2 separate regions of the Homo sapiens genome follow, and region 2 is linked to region 1. The links are chromatin contacts, found by Hi-C or POLR2A ChIA-PET in ENCODE. All regions are on one chromosome and are shown on one strand. Each heading gives the region's core, a stretch centred on a gene start or an enhancer-like site at or near the end of the contact. The rest is flanking DNA. Distances are from core to core; before and after follow the strand shown. Region 1 holds the start of PARP9 (poly(ADP-ribose) polymerase family member 9). Region 2 overlaps SEMA5B (semaphorin 5B).

Region 1 (3,074 bases), core at 205-2,704:
TAAGGCTGCTCCCTGCATCCTGGAATGGTGGGTTGGCGATGGAGAAAGTCGGGGAGCTATTAAGAGCTCTAAAGTGTGCGGATTAAGTTTTACTATAGAAGTGAAAGCTTAATGACAATGGAACATTGTCCACCGATTAAACATCATGTTTCTAAAACTGTCTCCAGTCTCCCCTTTCCTTCTTCCTTCTTTCCCTCCCTCCCTCCCTTCCTTCCTTCTTTTTTTTTTTTTTTTTTTTTTTAGACGGAGTCTCACTCTGTCACCCAGGCTGGAGTGCAATGGTAGGACCTCGTCTCACTGCAACCTCTCTGCCTCCCGAGTTCCAGCGATTCTCCTGCCTCAGCCTCCAGAGTAGCTTGGATTACAGGTGCGCACCACCATGCCCGGGTAATTTTTGTATTATTAGTAGAGACGGAATTTCCCCATGTTGGCCAGGCTGGTCTCGAACTCCTGGCCTCAGGTGATCCACCAACCTCGGCCTCCAAAGTGCTAGGATTACAGGCGTGAGCCACCGCACCCGGCCCAGTCTCCCATTTCAATACTCATTATACAGGTAAGTGACAACAGCAGGAATCAAAAGTGCAGACTCCGAATTTTGTAAATATACATGTGTTTGCTGGCATTCATAAAAAAAGGCAGGAAGGAAATACACCAAATGGTCACATTGTTTATCTTCAGGTTGTTTTCTTTTTTACTCTTTTATTTCTATAGTGAGCATATATCACTTTTGTAATCCTCAAAAACACAAAATGGAACATCCTTTTGTTCATGGATGGAACAATGGAACCATTATTTAAAACATAAAAGTGGAATCCCTGAATGACAAGGACAGCAGCTGGCAGGCATCTGGGGGAAGGAAGATGACAGCTGAGAAATTAAGTTAGAATGAGGATATGGAAAGCATCCACACTAAGGCGCCGTCAGCCAGACCCGCACCAGGCACATGTGAGGCCCCATCCTCCACCGAGTGTTCACTGTCTCAGTGAGTCTCTTGGCAGTAGGGCCCCGTCCCTGTCCGCCACCGCACAGTGACATACTTTCTCCCGCCCTCTCCCCTAGGTCAGCTGGAACTGGGTCCGCCTGGAAACCCGGGGGCCGGGCCCCCAGAGGGCTTTCGCAGCCTGGCCGCCCGAAGCTCACCTGCCCTTTCACTGAACTCCACCCGGAAGGTGCCCGGGGCTTCGTGTTCCTGGGTGCTGACCGTGCACTCCCCGCCGCCCGAGGACTTAGAGCTCTGGAAGTAGCTCTCCAGCTTCCTTCGTACTCGGGGGCCGGACTTGTACACCCGCACGAGGAGCGGGGACGGCGGGCGCAGGTGGGAGGCCATGGCTCTGCGCGTCGGGAGGGCGCGGGGGCTCCGGGAGGCAGCTGGGCGGTAAAGGCGCGGCCCGCCCTGCGGACTGGGCGCAAAGTTTCAGTTTCGCTTCCCTGGAGGTCCCTCCCTGTTCCCGGCAGAGCCGCTTCCCCCTCCTCCCTGTGCTGTCTGCACCGAGGAGAGCGGCCTGCCGGGTGAGTAGGTCCGGTGCCTCTGGGCCCTCGGGGTCCCCTCTCCTGCAGGCTCGAGGTGGGCGGGGAGAAGGGGGACGGGCGCGGACCCGGGTCCCAGGGCCAGGCCTCCCTTGTGAGTAGACTATGCAAAGAAAGTAAGTTTCTCCTGTGTTTCTTATTCTTTGTAACTCTTACTGCTGTTACCACTATTATTTGATCCTAAAAAGTAATTCACATTCTGAATCCATGTTAAACTTACCCATTTTTGAAAATTTGAATGTGTTCATCTGGTAATTGTGACCTGTTACCCCTTCCCTCCCTCCAACTCTACCCTTTAGACGGGCTTCTGCGGGCTTTTCTCCTCCATTGCTTGATTTAACCAACAGCACTGAATTGTTTCTTGCTGCCCAAAGAGCAGAGCAAGGCCCTGATGTCAAGGGCTGGTGAGGGGAGGCGGACCTGTGAACCAAGGAGCAAAACTTCTCCAAGGCCTCCAAGGGGAAGTTTCAAGCAGAATCTTAATAAATTGAGTGTGGCGGCGAGATGGGGAGGACAGGATTGGGGGGAAAAGCACCTGAGGCTTAGGGACCACTGTGGTCTGAAGCACAGAGTGGGCCTGGGGCCTGGGAGGAGAGGAGATGGGTGAGGGGATGAAGGAGGGAGAGCCTACCTAGATGGGCACTGTCCAGCAGAAATACAATGGGAGCCAGTAGGTTCATTCTAAAATTTTTGCAGCCATATTTTTTAAAGGATAAAGAAACAGATGAAATTAATTTTAATGATTTTTAGGAAATTTTTAAAGGATAAAGAAACAGATGAAATTAACTGTAATGATGTTATTTAGCTTGACATATCCAAAACTTAATCATTTCAGCATGTAATGAGATTTTTACATTCTTTTTATCATACCACGTCTTTGCAACCCAGTGTTTTTCTTATACTTACATCACATCTCGATTCAGACTGGCCACATGTAGCCTCAGTAGCTATGTGAGGCTGATAGTCCACCCTGGACAGGACATATTTAGATGGTGAAAAGCCTTGAAGAGCAGTGAAGATGACCTGAAGGGCTTTAAGCAGGGAAAGCAAGAAAATGACTTGCCAGATTTGCATTTTAGAAATATGGTGCTGACAACCGTGTGGAGGACACATTTACAAGCAGGGATGAGTGGCGGCAGAGAGGCCTGAGATAAGGTTTTTGCACATGGCTGGTAAGACTGGAAATGGGCCCGTCTTTACTGTGAACAATTTGGCAATACTGTCAGAATTACAACTGCATATACTTTTTGGTTCTGGAGTTCCATTTCTAGGAATTTGTCCCATTGATATATTAGCCCCTGTGTGAAGTGACCTGTGTACAAAGATGTTCTTTACAGCCTTGTTTACAATAGCAAAAGATAGGGAACTCTTTAATGCCCATAAATAGGGGGACTAGCAGTTTAATAATAATAGTATATCTATACAATGGAATACAATGGGCAGTAGGAAAAATGAAAAAGCTCTCTATGTGCTAACATGAAAAGATCTCTAGGATACATTATGTGGGAAAAATAAGATGCAGAAGTGTGTGTATAAGCTACTACCTT
Region 2 (3,074 bases), core at 235-2,734, 380 kb before region 1:
CTGTGAAGCTGGGCCTGAAAGCATTTTTCTTTTAATTTTTTAATTTTTAAATTAACTATTTTGTCTTATGGTAGGACATTCAAAAGGTACAAAGGAGTATATGGTGAAAAGCAGGGCCACCCCCTCAAACAAGCAGGACCCCTGACTGAAGGTTCACCTAGTGGTGAGGTTCCTGACTGTGCCCCCAGAGGGAGTCTGTCCATATGCAACTATACAGGAGGATGGACTTTATTTTCCCAGCAAAGAGAGTAATTGTTTTACTCTCTATTTTGAGATGACTGTCGATTTACACACAGTTGTAAGAAATAATAGAGATCCCATATACCCTTCACCCAGTTTCCCCCAAGGCTAACATCTTGCATAACTGTAGGACAACATTAAAATCAGGAAACTGGCCTTGATGTGATCCTTCAACCTAATTCTGATTTCACTAGTTTTACATGTGTACTTCAACAAACCCAAATGGTAGCATCCGAAGACTCTACTCTGAACCTTGTGAAAGCATTTCAAAAGCTGCCATTTATTCCGCACCGGCCATGTGCCAGGCACTATTTTATATGTCATATATGTAGTAAGTCAGTTACTGCATGTAGTAAAGGTAGTAAATCACACATGTATTTAATCTAATACATGTAGTAAATCATGCCTGCAGTAAATCATTGAATCTTCACAAGTGGGTGAACCCAGGAAGTGGGTTCTATGTACCCCCATTTTATGGACCAGGAAACTGAAGCTCAGAGAGGTTATGTTACCCTGTGACTGTGGTCACACTGTTCTTCCTCATCCGCTCTGCGGCTTCCCCAGAAGGTGGTTATGTTTTCTGTCTGGAGGCTTCCCACACAAAGATGGAGGGACACTTTTTCCTGCATCCTTGAGCCTGGCTATGCCCTCAGATGGACAGGGAAACTCAATTCTAGACCTGGTCCCTTAGGCTTCTTAGAGCCAATGTAGTGGGTCTTTGGCCACTTTCTTTTCCTGTCTCCAGCTCATTTTCCTTCCTCCTTTTCTTCTGCCTGACATTGTCTTCCCTTCTTCTTGACCCCTGGATCTCTGGAATTCAGGCTAGGGAAATTTTTTATTCATTTATAACCCTCCCTTGTTCCGAAAGGGATTTAGGGTGGGTCAGGCTACAGAGATTTCTCTCTGTTCTCATATTCCAGCTCCCAGGAGAGTTGACTGCGATGTTGTGATGAATGATTTTTGATGGGATAAAAATGAATAAAGTGATGCAATGTTTCCCCTAATTTGTTAAAGCTGTGAGCAGATGCCTGTGTTACCTAAGCAGGCAGCTGGGGCACAGCCATAAGCTGGAGCTTATCTGTTCCCAGGCCAGGAGGGTGGGATAGGGAGAGCTCTGCTAAGGACTTGGGGAGGGGGTTGGAGAAGGACAGCAGAGGCCTGGAGCCAAGGTCACCTGGGAGGCCCGCCCAGCCCCAGGACAGCAAAGAAGATGAGTGGGGCCTGGGCCTGGAGCCAGAGCTGGGAAGAGAAGCCTCCTGGCCTGCGGCATCTCCTTCCGGCTCTGGATTCCTTCAGCAGGGGCCCTCTTTCTCTTCCGGTCCCACTCCACAGCCTTTCCCCTCATTTCCCTCCTCAGCTGAGGTAGGCCAGAACTTTCTAAAATCTTTGTTCCTAAAAAGTTTAGGAACCAAAATAGGAATAGCCCAAAGAAGACAGAAGAACCAAAGAAAGAAAATTGGTGGGGGAAATCAAGACTTTGCATCTGTTCAGCATGAACAGAGCCTTTAAATGTGCATCACACCATTCCTCTGTCTCCACAGTCCTGTGAAATAAGAAAGATAGCCATTCACTTCCCCATTGTACAGATGCAGGCACTGAGACTCTCAGAAGGTGGCAGGTGGCTGAGCTGGAATTCTCCCTGTCTGTGCATGGTGGCCTTCTGACTCCAGCATCCATGCAAACAAATTTCAGCAGCAGCTGACACTTATGATACTCAATAAGTGTCTGATATCATTATTACTACTAGTAGTATCCTCTTTGTTACTGAAGGTGAAAACTGTTTGAGGTTGATAAGTCTGGAAGCCCTGTGCAGGCTGGACTGTGGGGAGAGGGATGGTGAGGTGGTGGATGGGGTCGTTTGGGTTAGAGGAGAGAGGGTGGTCCAGAAAGGTGGCCACAGAAAGGTCAGACCTGGAGTCACTGACTGCTGGAGAGACTGCAGGAGATGAACAAACAAATCGGACTCAGGACCCCGGGATGTGGAGCCAGGAGAGATGGCTGGCCTGTGTGAGAAGGGGTGAGTCAGGGTGGAGGGCCAGAGTAGGAGGAAGCTGGCTGTCTGCATCTCTGTAAGAGTGCTGTGAGGCTTTACATTTAACAGCCTCCATGGTTGGAAAAGGTGGGGTCAAGGGGTTCCTCCCAGGGCTAGCTGAGTTGGCTGGGAGCAGAGACAGCATGGAACTTGGAGGAAAGTCTGGGTTTCAATCCTAACTCCTTCACTTACTATCTTGGTGACTTGGGCCATTTACCCACCTTGCTTCTTCATCTGTAACTTGGAGCTTCCTGGATTTCCTCCCAGGGTTGTGTGAAGATTAAGTGAGCAAATGGAGGTAAAGCTCTCCTTAGGGGTTGACCCTAGGCAATCAGCACCCAGTCCTGGCGTCCCAGGAGGCCCAAGCCAGGAGGCTGCTCCCTGGGTCCTGCCTGCAGAACCAGCGTCACTTAGGATGTCTGTTTCCATTTTCACAGGAACTACCTCTTCAGACTCAGCCTTGCCAATGTCTCTCTTCTTCAGGTACGATTGCTTTCTTCCCTTCCCTTCCTATAATTTCCCCTATTCCAGAGCCCAAGGCAGGGCAACGCAAGTGGCGCCATTCAGAATTCAGCCCCTAAAGTTGAAAACAGGAGCCACTTGTTCTTTTCACTGGCCATGGACTCAGACCCCAGCTATCAGAGTCACTGCCCGCAATGTACGTGGAGGGAGGGTGTGGCTCACATATACGCAGAGGCACACAAGGCTCTTGCATCATGCAGCGAGGCTGCTAATGAGGAAGGGAGAAAAAGAATGCCAGGCTGGGGTGACCAACTGTCCCTGTTTGGGACTGAGAATGCAG

What was found. A loop is a pair of places that touch in the nucleus more often than their neighbours do. ChIA-PET counts read pairs that join two places held with the same protein, here RNA polymerase II (POLR2A). Pooled maps may share reads with other maps.
Region 2: a loop to region 1 is called in a map of K562, with 4 times the contacts of the local background. The contact joins the enhancer-like site here to the promoter of PARP9 in region 1. A Hi-C loop is called at or near these places in 2 of 168 maps with a recorded cell type or tissue (IMR-90 and K562), 2 of 37 single-sample maps with no recorded cell type and 10 of 50 pooled maps. POLR2A ChIA-PET finds 5 or more read pairs at or near these places in 1 of 52 experiments (activated T-cell).

What each region holds. Positions count from the first base shown.
Region 1 is chr3:122,562,680-122,565,753 of GRCh38, reverse strand. It overlaps PARP9 (poly(ADP-ribose) polymerase family member 9), which reads left to right and starts at 1,454. Exons shown (of 11, transcript NM_001146105.2): 1 at 1,454-1,509. DTX3L (deltex E3 ubiquitin ligase 3L) reads right to left here and starts at 1,416. Exons shown (of 5, transcript NM_138287.3): 1 at 1,141-1,416. The coding sequence starts at 1,327. RefSeq lists an enhancer at 1,409-1,528 and a silencer at 1,569-1,668.
Region 2 is chr3:122,939,106-122,942,179 of GRCh38, reverse strand. SEMA5B (semaphorin 5B) reads left to right here. Exons shown (of 23, transcript NM_001031702.4): 5 at 2,710-2,755. Among named protein-coding and RNA genes, the nearest start is that of LINC02035, 54 kb to the right of the region's middle. Within about 2 kb of position 1,484, at least 4 of the 41 ENCODE cell types and tissues checked have a DNase peak (open chromatin) inside an H3K27ac peak, as active enhancers do.